Regions from separate parts of the Homo sapiens genome. Here all the other regions are linked to region 2. Evidence: chromatin loops called from intact Hi-C (ENCODE). Cell type or tissue: heart right ventricle. All regions are shown on one strand. Region 1 overlaps LOC124902945 (a long non-coding RNA gene). Region 2 has its middle 77 kb from the start of HSD17B6. Region 3 overlaps ZBTB39 (zinc finger and BTB domain containing 39).

Evidence for each region. Hi-C counts contacts between places; a loop is a spot of excess contacts. Peaks named below come from ENCODE experiments on the same cell type or tissue, not always from the same donor. Only the 100,000 strongest peaks of a DNase experiment are listed, where the experiment ranks them.
Region 1: it touches region 2 in a loop (2.4-fold over the local background); 34 of 110 quality-filtered maps call a loop at or near these places.
Region 3: a loop joins it to region 2, with 4 times the contacts of the local background. A loop is called at or near these places in 13 of 110 quality-filtered maps.

What each region holds. Positions count from the first base shown.
Region 1 is chr12:56,985,835-56,990,834 of GRCh38, reverse strand. The region is part of intron 2 of LOC124902945 (a long non-coding RNA gene); the gene reads left to right. It also overlaps the pseudogene LOC390332. Among named protein-coding and RNA genes, the nearest start is that of ACKR5, 6.2 kb to the left of the region's middle. In heart right ventricle, a CTCF peak has its summit at 3,124 (motif pointing right); a DNase peak (open chromatin) is centred at 3,114; H3K4me3 peaks cover 375 bases; H3K27ac peaks cover 2,539 bases.
Region 2 is chr12:56,837,431-56,842,430 of GRCh38, reverse strand. No RefSeq gene overlaps it. Among named protein-coding and RNA genes, the nearest start is that of HSD17B6, 77 kb to the right of the region's middle. In heart right ventricle, a CTCF peak has its summit at 2,351 (motif pointing left); a DNase peak (open chromatin) is centred at 2,360; H3K27ac peaks cover 1,539 bases.
Region 3 is chr12:56,998,852-57,003,851 of GRCh38, reverse strand. It overlaps ZBTB39 (zinc finger and BTB domain containing 39), which reads left to right. Exons shown (of 2, transcript NM_014830.3): 2 at 1-5,000. The coding sequence ends at 1,073. It also overlaps a transcript of ACKR5 not described here. Among named protein-coding and RNA genes, the nearest start is that of ZBTB39, 5.2 kb to the left of the region's middle. In heart right ventricle, CTCF peaks have their summits at 2,044 and 2,244 (motif pointing right); a DNase peak (open chromatin) is centred at 2,231.

The DNA.
Region 1 (5,000 bases), 150 kb before region 2:
TCTTGGGCAGGTCACTTAACCTTTCTGAATCTCAGTTTCTTTTCTTTTGTTTTTTGTTTTTAAATATTTATTTGTACAGATTGATGTGGTACATGTGCAGTTTTGTTACATGAATAGGTTGCATGTTGGTCAAGCCAGGGCTTTTAGGGTATCCACCACAAGCATAACATGCATTGTACCCATTGACTAATTTCTCATCATCCACTCCTCTCCCATTCCCTCTTCCTTCCAAGTTTTCACTGTTTACCATTTCACTCTCCACATCCATGTGTACACATCTTTTAGCACTCACATTATGAGTGAGAACATGCAATATTTGATTTTCTGTGCCTCGATTGTTTTACTTAAAATAATGATCTCCAGTTCCATCCACATTGCTGCAAAAGACATAATTTCATTCCTTTTTATGGCCAAATAGTATTCCATTGTGTATATATACCACATTTTCTTTATCCTTTTATTCGTTGATGGACACTTAGGTTGATTCCATGTCTTTGCTATTGTGAATAGGGCTGTGATAAACATACTAGTGCAGGTGTCTTTTTAATGTACTGATTTCTTCCCCTTTGAGTAAATACCCAGTAGTGGGATTGCTGGGTCGAATGGCAGTTCTACTTTTAGTTTTTTGAAAAATCTGCATACTGTTTTCCATAGAAGTTGTACTAGTTCACATTCCCACCAGCAATGTCTAAGAGTTCTCTGTGCTCCACATTCTTGCCAACATCTGTTTTTTTTTTTATCTTTTTAATAATAGCCATTCTGACTGGGGTACGATGATATCGCGTCATGGTTTTTATTTGCATTCCTCTGATGATTAGTGATGTTGAGCATTTTTTCATATATCTGTTGGCCATTTGAAAAATGTCTTTTGAAAAATGTCTTCTTTTGAAAAATGTCTATTCATGTCATTTGCCCACATTTTAGTGGGATTATTTGTGGGGTTTTTTTTTTTCTTGCTCGAGTTCTTTGTATATTTTGGATATCTCCCCTGTCAGATGAATAGTTTACAAATATTTTCTCCAGTTCTGCGGGTTGTTCATTCTGTTGCTTATTTCTTTTGTTGTGCAGAGCTTTTTAGTTTAGTTAAGTCCCAGTTGTTTATTTTTGTTTTTGTTGCCTGTGCTTCTGAGATCTTAGTCATAAATTCTTTGCCTAGTCCAATGTCCAGGAGACTTTTCCTTATACTAGATAGTAGATTTTTCCTGCAATACTAGATTTTCTTCTAATAATTTAATAATAGTTTTGGGTCTTATATGTAAGTCTTTAATCCATCTTGAGTTGATTTTTGTGTCTGGTGAGAGATAGGAGTTTAATGTCAGTTTCTTAATATGTAAAGTGAGGATAATGATGCTTCCCTTACAGGTTATTATATGGGATACATGAGATAATATATACAAGCATGCTCCTTTTCCACTTCATGGGGATAAGGAAAAAGGAATCCCATCTTGTGGAATTGACACTGAGAGACCTCTCTAGTCCTATTACCACCAGCCATTTTTTTCCTCTCTGAATTAGATCAACATGAGCCTCCTCTTTTATTTGGCTGTCTTGGGTTGTGTTTTTTACATAGAAGGGTGGGAACATTCCCAAATGTCACTATGAATTACCACAGAGAAATGTAGTAATAGTAACAGCTGATGTTTATTGAATACGCACCATTGGCTAGACACAGTTGTAAGGGGCTTTATCCATATCACCTCATTTAATCCTCATAACAACTTCATGGAGTGGGTACTACCATCGACAAGGAAACTGAAGCACAGAAACTTTAAATAACTTGCCCCAGTCACACAGCTAGTAGGTCAATAAGCCCATATTACAAGGATTCTTGAGCTGGATTCCATGCAGCTAATGGTTTTAGGTGTGAACTGTATGAAAAGTATAAGCAAGTTTTTGATTGTTGTGTTATGTGGGGGGCTTATAACCTTCCTTAGATTCTCGAAGGGGCCCATGATGTCCAAAAGCTTTAAAAAAAAATGACCCTTGGAGAGCTTCTGCTAGACTGGGGTCAGGATAAAAACAGCAATGTTGGGTATCCACTTGTGTGGAGCTGACTCAGCCCTGGGAATTCTAGGAAATTTCTTGCATGAGGAAGGAGGTGTCTCCTTCATGAAGGCTGAGGGATTTGTAGGATGATCTCGGAGGGATTTGAAAAGGGGAAAGTGAATGTCTTTGCTTCCCATTCCCTATCTTTCACTAGATGAAGGACAACTGTTTCCTCTGTGATTTCCCAAGTGTGAGAAGGGAGGGTGTGACATCAGTCTAAGGAAGAGGAAGCTTGAAAAGACTGATAAGAGACTGGAAGGGCCCCAGGTACTATTAATATCCCTCTGCCGCCTACAGCACTAGCAGCCTCCCCGCATGCCGCCACCCTTCCCCCTTCCTTTGGTCTCCTATCTCTCCCAGCTTCTGTTTCTCCCTCACTCTCCCATCTCCTGATCTGCACCCCTCCCCCAGCCTCTCTGTAGATGTGGTAAGTCTCTTGTTGGTTCCAGATTTCTTCCGTTTCTGTTAACTTTTGTTGAGCACCTAATGTATGCTGGTCAGAAATTCTCCAGTGCTTCCCAAGACCCCATCTTTCTAAGTTTTCACCATTTTAATAAAGGCATATGGATTCTTAGACTCCCTGAAATTGGAGATGGGAGGACTTGACAAAGTCATCTTGATTCTCCTCCCTCGTTATAAAGATGAGAAAAATGGAGGCTTTAGGAAATCTCATATTGTCGCATGATGTAAGAAATAGTGATGAAAATGGAAAGCGAAGCCAGATGTTGCAGTGTCAGCTACCTCAACATTCCTTCATCTCTGCTAGAAGCTAGCACTGCCGGGGCTGGAAATACAAAAATGACTGGACTCAGTCTCGGAGCCCTCAAGGGGCTCCGAGTCTGTCAAACCTCTAGTATGCAGCACACTCAAGGCACCATCCATGTTGCTTAATTAACAGTAGTCCAGTCTCTTACCAGCCAGCAGTCTTGCTGTTTCCCTCCTTCTTGGAGGATCCGTGCAGGGAGATATGGGGGCTCCCCGATGCTGGAGAGAGTGGCCATTGGGATGAGCTGAAGAGCCTTGGCTGATCCCAGGCCGATGCCCACGTCGTGACTGCAGGGCTAGAGAAGAACCACCAGGGGGCGCGCGGCTCTTTGCTAGCCTCTGGTTTCTGCAGGAAACCTCTCCTTCCCCCTCCCAGTCCATCTCCACTTCTTCCTTCAATTAGGGGACAGAAATTGGGCAAACATGGACAGTGGGAGAGAGGCCCAGTGCAAATAAACCCTGGATTATTCTGTCCCACACCTACTCCCCCAGCTCCCTGCCCCTCTACATCCTGCCCACCAGTTATGAAATAGTTTCCTCGACCTCACACCGAGGGACCCTCCATGGACAGCAGAGGTCCAGTCTGTACCCCTTTCTGTAGTCTCCTGAGAAGGAGATCCCTCCTGTCCATCAACACCCTGATACAAACTGAAGTAATACCTTTACAGTTACTAGGGTTCATATCCTTCCCTGCTTGGGCAAGGTTTTGGACCACCATCCTCATTGTCCTTGTTCAAATGAGCAATGTTTTTAGCCTCTCAGTGTCTGAGGGGTCCAGATCCTGGATGTGGGCCCTGACAGGGGAGGGCAGAGGGCAGTGGAGCCAGCACCCAGGGCATATCAGGAGGTGAGCAGGTGAGCCCTGTGACACCTGCATAAGTCATTCCATTCCCCTTCCCAGCAGCCCTGGGTACTTCCTTCCTGTGGGTTCCAAGGCTCCATTCCCTTCTTTCCCCTTTCTTTACCTGTGAGGTTGGACTCTCCCTGTGGGTGTTCCACATCTTTCTGCCCCAGAAAACTACTGTAGCAGGAGGGGACTTGCTCTTGTTCACTTTTTTGCCTTCTCCTTCTCATCCTAGAGAGCCTGATCGTGCCCTACTTTTCTGGGGAGTGATTGATTCTGGATGCTGGGTGGGATGAGGAAACTCAGGCTCAGAGCAGGATTTCCACTGAATGTGCCTGGAAACCATGTGTAGCTTCCCAGTAAAGTCTGTTTTCTGGGAGACCATGGTCCAGGAGTGTTGGTATACAATGTGTGTTAGGCCGTTCTTGTGTTGCTATAATAAATACCTGAGACTGGGTAATTTATAAAGAAAACAGGTTTAATTGGCTCATGGTTCTGCAGGCTGTACAAGCATGCATCTGCTTGGCTCCTGGTGAGGCATCAGGAAGCTTATAATCACTGCAGAAGTCAAAGGGGGAGCTGATTTGTCACATGGCAAGTGGGAGCAAGAAAGAGAGAGCTGGGGAGGTGCCACACTTTTAAACAACCAGATCCCATCACAACTCATTCCAGTGTCTCCAGGACAGCACCAAGCCATGAGGGATCCACTACCATGACCCAACACCTCCCACCAGCTCCTGCCTCCAATATTGGGGAACGCATTTCAACATGCAATTTTGGTGGCACAAATATCCAAACCATATCACAAGATATGTAGAGACAAGTTCTGACCCTTGTTTGTAGATCAGAGTGGTGTGTTTCATGGTGTGTGTGTGTGGGCCCCTGTGTGGACACCTGAGTAGGCACAGCAAGGCAGAGAGGCATTGGTGGACTAGGGAAGCATTGCTGAGTAGTGATAACTACTCACTGGGCAGAGCTTGGGGTTTGCAGTTGCATGCATGAACACCTGCAAAGGCAGTTGAAAGAGCAGAGAGATGAAGCCAGGATAAAAAATGGTGCAGAAAGACAGTGATCAGAGAGGAAAGTGAGGACTTTCTGCCAAAATGCCTGAGGGCTTCCCTGCCTACCTCAGCCCTCTGTGTTCTTAAGTCCTCCTGTCTGAACAGAGGCCAGACTCTCACTTCACCCCAGCCCGTCTGGGTCTGTCCTCTGCAAAGCCATGTGGCTCTACCTGGCGGTCCTCCTGGGCCTATACTACCTTCTGCACTGGTACTGGGAGAGGCAGGTGGTGAGTCACCTGAGAGACAAGTACGTGTTCATCATGAGCTGTGACTCACGCTTCAGG
Region 2 (5,000 bases):
AAGTGGACAAAGGACATGAAAAGACACTTTTCAAAAGAAGACATAACATGTGGCCAAAAAGCATATGGAAAAAAAAGCTCGACATCACTGATCATTAGAGAAATGCAAATCAAAACCACAATGAGATACCATTTCACACCAGTCTGAATGGCTGGTATTAAAAAGTCGAAAAATAACAGATGCTGGGAAGGTTGTAGAGAAAAACACCTATACACTGTTGGGAGTGTAAATTAGTTCAACCGTTACAGAAAACAGTGTGGCAATTCCTTAAAGACCTAAAGACAGAACTACCATTCAACCCAGAAATCCCATTACTGGGTATATACCCAAAGGAATGTAAGTTACTCTATCATAAAGACACATACATGCATATGTTCATTCCAGCACTATTCACAATAGCAAAGAGATGGAATCAACCTAAATGCCCATCAATGATAGACTGGATAAAGAATGTGGTACATAAACACAATGGAATACTATGTAGCCATTCAAAAGAATGAAATCACGTCCTTTGCAGGGACATGGATGGAATTGGAGGTCATTATCCTTAGCAGACTAATGCAGGAACAGAAAACCAAATACTACATGTTCTCATTTATAAGTGGAAGCTAAATGATGAGAACACATGGATATATAGAGGGGAACAATGAACACTGGGGTCTATCAGAGGGTTGAGGGTGGGGATAGGGAGAGGATCAAGAAAAATAACTAATGGGTACTAGCCTTAATACCTGGGTGATGAAATAATCTACACAACAAACCCCATGATACACGTTTACCTATGTAACAATCCTTCACGTGTACCCCGATCTTAAAATAAATGTTAAAAAAAGAAACCTTTCTTCTTTTCTAATATAGGCATTTAGTGTTATAAATTTCTCTCTAAGCACAGCTTAGCCCCACTCCACAAACTTTAATGTACCACATTTTCATTTTCACTCAGTTGAAATATATTCTAATTTTTCTTTGTATTTCTTTTTTAATCCATGCATGTATCATTTAGCCAAATATTTTGTAATTTTCCAACTACTGGGAGATTTTTTGGATACTTTTCTGTTATTTATTCCTAATTTAATTCCATTGTGGTCAGAGAACATACTTTTTAAGGTTTAGAAGATTTTCTTTCTTTCCCAAGGTGAAGGAGAGACCCCTGCCATGGGACTCTCCCTGATAGCCCTCGTGGGCCTGTACTACCTTCTGCGCTGGTAGTGGGAGAGACAGGTGGTGAGCCTCCCTTGAGATAACTGCTTCATCATGGGCTGTGACTCGGGCTTCGGGAATCTGCTGGCAAGACAGCTGGATACGCAAAGCTTGAGGGTGCTGGCTATGTGTCTGATGGAGAAGGAGGCAGAGCAGCTGAGGGGCCAGACTTCAGACAGGCTGGAGACGGTGACCCTGGACATCACCAAGACAGAGAATATCGCTGCAGCCACCCAGGGAGTGAAGGATGCATGGGGGACAGAGTACAGTGCAGGGGATGGATGGCGGGGGCAGTGGGGGAGTCTGTCCTTCAGACAAATTGCTTTGTCCTCAATGTCTCTGGTTAGCCAGATAATGTTCCAGGTACAAAATATTAGGGGTTAGCTTAGGCATATACTGGGGATGTGTTTTCATTGCTGACAGATACATTATGAATGATGACTGTTCTTAGGACTGACAAATACAAGCATTTTTATGAGAACAGTGAATGAATGCTTGGAATCAAGATTGCTCTGAAATATTCAGGTTGTGTGGTACGTGTATATATCTGGGTAGAAGGAGGGAATGAATGAAAGATAGGGAGGTATAGATAATAAAGGTATAGAAACTGGTATAGAAAGCAAACTGCAAGAACAGTGGCCCTCAAAAATCCAGGGCATGAAAATGCTAACTTAGTAAATAAGAGGTGCTTATTCTTTTTCACTCTTATTTGGAGAAACTTACTTCACAAAAGGATTCTTAGCTGCATCCTTTAAAGCAGGAGGTAATTACACTGTCTACATTTTATTTTGCCTTACTGAGGGTGGATCACTTGTGTAAATCAGTGTTTTCCAAGCTTACTTAATCATAAGATGAGAAAGACCTGATTAATCGAGGGGGATTCTTAATAAGTTTTATTATTCAAAAAGTACCCCTAGCTGAGTCTTAGTATGAGGCAATCAAATCACATCTATATTCTGATCACTAAGGCATGGTCTGTGTTTTTCTAGGTGTTGTTTTCCTACCATCAGTTGTAAGCTAGAGTTTTTGAAGCAGCCCAGGGAATTGGCAGAAACTTTGTGAGCCTAACCAAAGACTGTAAGACAAGAGCCAAATTTCAATGATTGCTGGAGAAACTCCAAAGCAGGCCATTTGGGGCCCTCTGGTGGCTGGGGGGTACACCGAGCAGGACAGCAGGACCAGCTGCAGCTGAGTTCCAACATGCCATTTTACACATTCCCTTGACTTATCATGGCAGATCTTGACTCTCATCCTTGCATCAATGTGGCACAGGCCTCAGGGCCAGCTGGCATCCTACACAAGTCCTCTGAGGGGTGAGGGACAGAAAACCCCACAGGGAGAGGCTGAAGCCAAAAGGTCTCCTAATCAGCCTGAGGCACCAGGAATAAACTTAAGGTCCAACAAAGTCAGGTCTTTTGTCCTATTGCCATGAGGAAGACTGCATACCAGGGGACTCATGGGTTGTCTGATCAAAGGAAAAGAGAATTATTATAGGATATGGAGATGAAGCAATTTCTTGATAGACTCCAAGCAAAGCAGGGCTCTGTGAAAAGAGATCAACTCCAGGTCTGGATTACAAAATGGTCCCAAGGTCTTGTTTCATTAGAAAGCACAGTTTAGATGTGAAATGTTTCCAGCAACCCCTATCTAAAGTTCTGCACCTGGGTTATATAATGAGGCTGCTTCTGTGTCAAAGTGACTCAGGCAAGGGTGGGATATTCATTTTTATGATATAATTTTTTTAGACATGAGGTTTTGCTTTATTCCCCAAACTGGTCTCAAACTTCTTGCCTCAAGCCATCCTCCCACCTTGGCCTCCCAAAGTGCTGGGATTATAGATGTGAGTCACCATACCTGGCCTCTTACAATAGAATTTTAAACACTGAAGTGTTTGATAGTCTTTGCTTTTACAGAACAAGATTTCTCAGTGAGTAAAAAGTCTATAGTCACTCAAAGAAAGAGGTCGTTAAGACACTTTACAGTTGCAGCATGTCCTTCAAAAAACCCTTTGGCCAGCCAGAAAGATACTTTCTCTGTTCAAATTAATATTTACTTTCTCAAGGATCAGGGCAGGGCATTGAGAGGGGTGAGTGCAGGAGAGGGAGGTTGGTGAGCAGCACAAGGACTTGCCTTCTTTAGAATTCAATCTGTAGTTATCTTGCATTTCCCTCCTGCACATATCCCTTCTGCTCCAAATTTTGAAAGGAAATAGGGAATTAATATTCTCTCCCTGACCCTGGAGTCCTCCCGTCCCCGGGGCCTTGGGTCCAGGCATGACCAAAGGAAGTGAATATTTTAGCCCTGGGACTATTTCTGTTTGAGGAAAGTAAAATGTCTTCCTTTTGAGATTTGAGCAAGCAAAGCCTTCTTACAGCTCTTGACAGCAGCATAGATTTGTGGTTAAAACTCACAAGGAAACCGCTTAATCTGTTTTTCTTAGGTTTCTGATTTACTTGGCAACAAACTAAGGCCAAAAAAAGGCCGGGAAAATGGAATCCCTTCTGTCTTTGCTCCCGCCTGGCTAGCTTTCTACCCACGTGGATTACCCCCCTGGCATGCTCAAACAGCTGAAGATTCTAATGCCTCATAAATAAAACTGTGTGATAGTTTTTAATAAACAAAAACAAAATCTTTTTAAAATGTGGCTATCACTAGTTCACTGAAAATTACTTGGCTACCATTAATTTGTTTTAACATAATTACTTATCACTTTTCATCTTGCAGGATCAGGAATTTGTTTCAGGTAATGATAACTAATCTATAATTTATTTTTAAATGCCATAATGTTTAGGAACAAATTTAATCAACTAATGAGGTTGATATATTCTAATTACACTCAAATCAGTGTTTTTTATTTTGCTATTGTCCTTATAATCTGGAGAAAATAATGTTTGAGAACCAAAAGAAATTTTGTGGATCCTTGAAAATTTCCTAGACACAGAGCCTACAGTAAAGTGGCCATGCTAGAAATGCTTCTTTATTTCTCTCCTCTTCCTCTCCCTTTTATAGGAATAAAACTCAGACGAAAAAGGACCTCTGCTATCTCAGATATAAATCTGACTAACTGACTAAAGATTGAAGAGTTTCACAAAGTCATAACCCTCCTTGTTTTCAGAAATAATCCCATTACACCTTGAGGACCTAAATCCCAACTTGCTGGTACTGGCAGCTTCCTAGGTTCACCTTGCCCAACTTTTTCCTCCTCTCTGAACCTAACCCTCTTTTTAAAGGCAATTCCCTCCTTGAACACCTCCATGATGATTCTGTTACAGTAGGTAGCTAGTCAGAGGTGAGCAGGGCAGGAGAGGGCCACTCTCAGCCCCCACCACCAGGAATGTCAGGCAATAATCAGGTGATGGTCAGGCAGTTGTTGCATTGTCTCTAAAAAATAATTGGTCACAGCCAGCACCAGCGAAAGCAACCTCCCAATAGATAGAAACACCCAAACCTAGTAATTAGCAGCTTCCCAATAAGATCTCAGGATTAGGCAAGTAGGCTCAAGAATGCACCCTAAGAGGCAAAATGGCAGACAACCTTCCTCTAGGAACACTGGACTGGTAAGGGAAAAACACCTCATATGAGCGTGCCTACAACTCCAGCAAACACGCTGCACATGTGGCCTCTCCCAAGTGCTAGCAGTCCACTGTGTATGCAGAGAGCCCATCCCAAGGGAAGAATCAGGAGAGAAGGACAGCAAGATCCCAGAGGTATGCCAACATATAAAACCCCAGTCAAACCATGTGCTTGATCTCTCAGGTCGATGATTGGCCCTCTTCCAAGCGTACTTTACTTCCTTTCAT
Region 3 (5,000 bases), 160 kb before region 2:
TTCAACTGATCCGGCAGCATGCTCGGGACCATGTGGACCTGCTGACGGGCAACTGCAAGGTCTGCGAGACCCACTTCCAGGACCGAAACTCCCGGGTAACTCATGTCCTGTCCCACATTGGTATTTTCCTTTTCTCCTGCGACATGTGTGAAACTAAGTTCTTTACCCAGTGGCAGCTGACCCTTCACCGACGGGATGGAATATTTGAGAACAACATCATTGTCCACCCCAACGATCCCCTGCCAGGGAAGCTGGGTCTCTTTTCAGGGGCAGCCTCCCCAGAGCTGAAATGCGCTGCCTGTGGGAAAGTATTGGCCAAAGATTTCCATGTGGTCCGGGGCCACATCCTTGACCATCTAAACTTGAAGGGCCAGGCCTGCAGTGTCTGCGACCAGCGTCACCTTAACCTCTGCAGCCTCATGTGGCACACGCTGTCCCATCTCGGCATCTCAGTCTTCTCCTGTTCTGTCTGTGCGAACAGCTTTGTGGACTGGCATCTTCTAGAGAAGCACATGGCTGTGCACCAAAGTCTGGAAGACGCCCTCTTCCACTGCCGCTTGTGCAGCCAGAGCTTCAAGTCAGAGGCTGCCTATCGCTACCACGTCAGCCAGCACAAATGCAACAGTGGCCTTGATGCACGGCCTGGTTTTGGGCTGCAGCACCCAGCTCTCCAGAAGCGGAAGCTGCCAGCAGAGGAGTTTCTGGGTGAAGAGCTGGCGCTGCAGGGCCAACCTGGGAACAGCAAGTATAGCTGCAAGGTCTGTGGCAAAAGATTTGCCCACACAAGCGAATTCAACTACCACCGGCGGATCCACACGGGGGAGAAGCCATACCAATGTAAGGTGTGCCACAAGTTCTTTCGAGGCCGCTCGACCATCAAGTGCCACCTAAAGACACACTCGGGGGCCCTCATGTACCGCTGCACAGTCTGTGGGCACTACAGTTCCACCCTTAACCTCATGAGCAAACATGTTGGTGTGCACAAAGGCAGCCTCCCCCCTGACTTCACCATCGAGCAGACCTTCATGTACATCATCCATTCCAAAGAGGCGGATAAGAACCCGGACAGTTGACTGGGTCCCGGCAGAGCCACGGGGAGCTCCCAAGCAGCAGCCAGGATGCTGATATCTAAGAGGTGTTGGTCCCTCCCCAGCTGAAGTTATAATTTTGCCTTGGTAGGAATTCTGTTCTGTGTTGTGTTTAAAGAAGAAAAGAAGAAGAAATAGCACATAAGCTGTTACTGTTGTTGAGAAGCAACAGCCCTATCACATTTACCTCCATACCTGTTCTTGCCCATGCAGGGCTATGTTTTTCATTCTTTTGAGGCTGGTTTTGGGATCTAGTCAAGCAGTTGGTGTCCACTAGACCCCCTTCCCCAGCCTCTCTAGTTTTAGTTTACTGATAGGTTTTATGCTGCTAAGAATCCAACCAACAGCCTCACTTAACAGAGGAGGTAAAGGGAGGTTTTCACTGTGGGTGTTACTGCAGGCCTCCAACTGGGATGACCAGCAATGAGAAAGATTTTGGGAATGTGATCATTCAGAAAAGACAGGTCAGCAGGGCAGTCCCCTCAGGTTCCAGCCCTCAGCAGGGACAAGACATCAGGGATGTTGGTGTCTGCTTATCTACAGCCCTAATCTGCTGATTGAACAGTGAAAATCTTTTGGCAGCTAGATCCATACTAGGCACAGAGCTTTCTATTTAGGTCAGAAAGCTTTGGGATGAACCCCTGCCAGCCAGAAGGGGTGTCCTGCAGTGCCACCAGAAGTGGCAGCCTGGATGGACAGGAGAGGTTTCTCTTTTCTCCTCATTTCCAAAGAAACAGGATTTTATGGAGTGATGGCCCGGGACGTCCGGCCTTCTGTGGGGCAGAGAGGATAGGGAACCACTTTGATATAGTCATCTGTTTTGGCCACTTCTGTTGGCCATGAGTGTCTTGGTGGAGAGGTGGGGATGTATCTGACAGCAGCAGCCTTGCCTTAATTTATATCTGGTCTCCCGTCCAGAAGTGTTTGGCCCGTGGTGTAGATGAGCTGACTCCATGAAGTGGTGGAGTGGCAGACCGCGAGCCCTTCAGGATTAAAGGGACCTGAGTAACTGGTGGTGTGTAGCAGGGTGTGCGTTCTGACTGTCTGTCCTAGTCGGGTAACCTGTTTACTTTGTGCTAACAGTGCCGGAGCTTTGTCAGCTCACCTTTGACCTGCTGGAATTTATCCTGATCTGTCGTTGCCATCACCTCCAGGGGGCGCTATTGGATGGCAGCTGGTTCAGGCCCTCCGTGGGTGGCTGCAGAGTGTGCCGGCACAGCCCACGCAGCTGGTTAGCTCCACTCTTACTTGGTTTTCTAAGGGGCTTTGCCCAAAGAAGTCTTGAGGGATAGGGCCCTCGATCTTGCATACTTGTGAGGTGCCACCTCAGTAGCTCATACTACCTCACCCTGCTCAGGTGAGCTCTGGGAGTCCCTGGCCTCAGCCCTGGCACTGCCCCTGGTGGGATTCAGCAACACCCCGGGCTGTTTCACAAGCAAGTGGTTTTCATTAACTCACAAAGCCTTTTTGGACATTAATATTTATTTATTTTTGTTTTTGTATACACATTACCCAGCATCTCTTTTGTATAAGAGACTTTAGGAAAATGAGTTTCTCCCCAGCAAGTAGCCATATTCCAGAGAACAGCCTTGACCAGAGATGTGGAGAACCAGGGGTATAACTAAGGGAAGACATGTCAAGCCCTTAAGCAAATTCTTCTTCTCCAGATTGTCTCTAGCATAATAAACCCAGGGAACACTTTAGGCCATGGGTGTATGTTCTATAAAGTTCGGGACAGTTAAATTCCAGGCCTTTCATCCCCCTTCCTTCCTGTGATGGAGTAGATTGGGGACAGGGTTGAGGGGAACAAGTGACATGAATGACCTATTTGCACAGTTTGGAAGCCTCCTGTCTTTATTTATATTGAGATGTCAGACAAACCAAAGCTCCATCCTTGTTGGACCTGCTGCTTCTCCCCAGCCCTGAACTGATAAAGCCTCAGAGTTGGAGTGCCTGGCTCTCTGGTGGGGTGACCATTAGATGAAGGGACTTGTACAGTGGCCAGTTTAAAGGTCCACCTTTGACCATCTAAACCCACCTTGTTCAGTGTCCTCTGAGGACATCCTCATCAGGAAAGCAGTGTTGAGACTCTTCATTGCTGACTGGCTTCTCCCTTTCTTACTCACACTGACCATTAGAATTTAAGAAGGAAATGTGTAACAGACTACAGTCAAGTGTCTGCTACATTTTCAAGCATGAGCAATCCCTCCCAGACTGTTGGTGAGGACTGATTTTTGAAATGCTGGTGTGAGAGAGGTGGTAATTACAGGAACCAGCCGAGTGGCTGAGAGCAGATAAATGTGCTGGAGAAACCTTTTTCCTTAACAGAGGGCATCATGGATGCTGGGTGGTCTGTGTACTTAACCTGAAACTGTGAAGTTTTCCCTTTTTGCCAGTAAACCAAAAAGCAGATCCTTGAAACTTGGCCCTTGAAACACGAAACAGAAAACTGCATCCCCTGATCCCCCGGGGGCTGATCAGATTGATCAGGGTGGCTCAGTTGGTCCCAGTCAGATACGTCATAGGATCAGTAGCTCATGAGATTTGTTGACCAAACCCTCTCCCTGTTGGTGACCCCTGTATTCACACCTGAACTTCCCGTTTCCCCCCACCCCACCAAAGTCATGTCTGCTTCCTCTGCCTCCAGCTCACCCTCTTCTGAATGGTTTTGCTTGAAACACTATATTGTGGCAGAGGGCACCCTGGGATACCTGGTAGAAGGTATTCATTTTATTTTGCATTTTTAATTGTTTTGACTTTCTGTTCATTTGATTTTGTTGCTCCCTCTCTCCTGGAACCTAGTTTACTACTCTCTTCTGTGTTACTCTGAAGTTCTGTTTAAGCCTTGAACATCCTCTTCTCCCATTTTCTTGGTATGTACTCAGGACCAGCTACATCATTTGTGGAGCCCTCTTATTCATAAATTATTAAAAATTTCAAGGTGGTGGTCATAGAGCATTAAACCAAATATGAGGCCATTCCCAACTTGTTTTCCGAGGGGAAAATGGTAATACTTGTGTGGCACCCGGGGTTAAACAGCAGAGGCTCCATGTGGCCAGAGGCAGAGATTAGTATCCTGGCACTCCAGTGACCCACTGGGTGACTCACTGATGCCACAGCACCCGCTAGGAAGCTCTGCTGAACCTTAGTATTTGGTCCTAAATTTTATGACTCCATGGAGTTCCCGTAGTCCATGGCTAGTTAGGAAGAAAGGAGGTGGGATAAGGGTCAGGCCCAGGTGACCCCTAAGAACCAGGAGATGGGTAAAAGTTTTTTTTTATATTCTGCTTTTCTGATCTGTGAGTACCTGTTTGTCTCCAGGCCAAACCTTTGGGCTTAAATATCTTTTTCCTAGACAGGTTTTTGCTAGTGTTGAATTTTCTTCTTCCTCTGGCCTCCTTCTGTGCCCCTTTCCCCAAGCCCAAGACTGCTTAACTTCCAAAGCAAATTCTAGATAGACACTGTATTTATTGGTATGGGAGTGGGCTCTATGGGGTGGTCTGCACCCATCTGGGACTCTTTTCCCTAAATCCTGCACCAAATGAGTCAGGAGGCAGGGTGCACAGCATTAGTTTCAATGTGGTTATGCATCATAAGCTTAACATCAGAATGAAAATGAAACTCGATTTTGATGTTTCTTTAAAACCCTTCCCCTGTCCAATCCACTCGCCGCCCCCACCTTGAATAGCTAAAGTCTCTTATGAAACAGAGAAGAGTTGTTGACGTCTAACTCCTTCCATTAAATTAATAAGTACTGACCTCCTAATATTTAAGTGTTTACTATCTATTGCTGTAAAGTTTTGTATATTTTGTAAACTTTTTTCCCCAAATAGTAGATGTCTAAAATCATTGTACATCTGATTCTTTTATATTCCATTGTTCAGCACAAAGTGTGGTTTTTATTTAGAATAA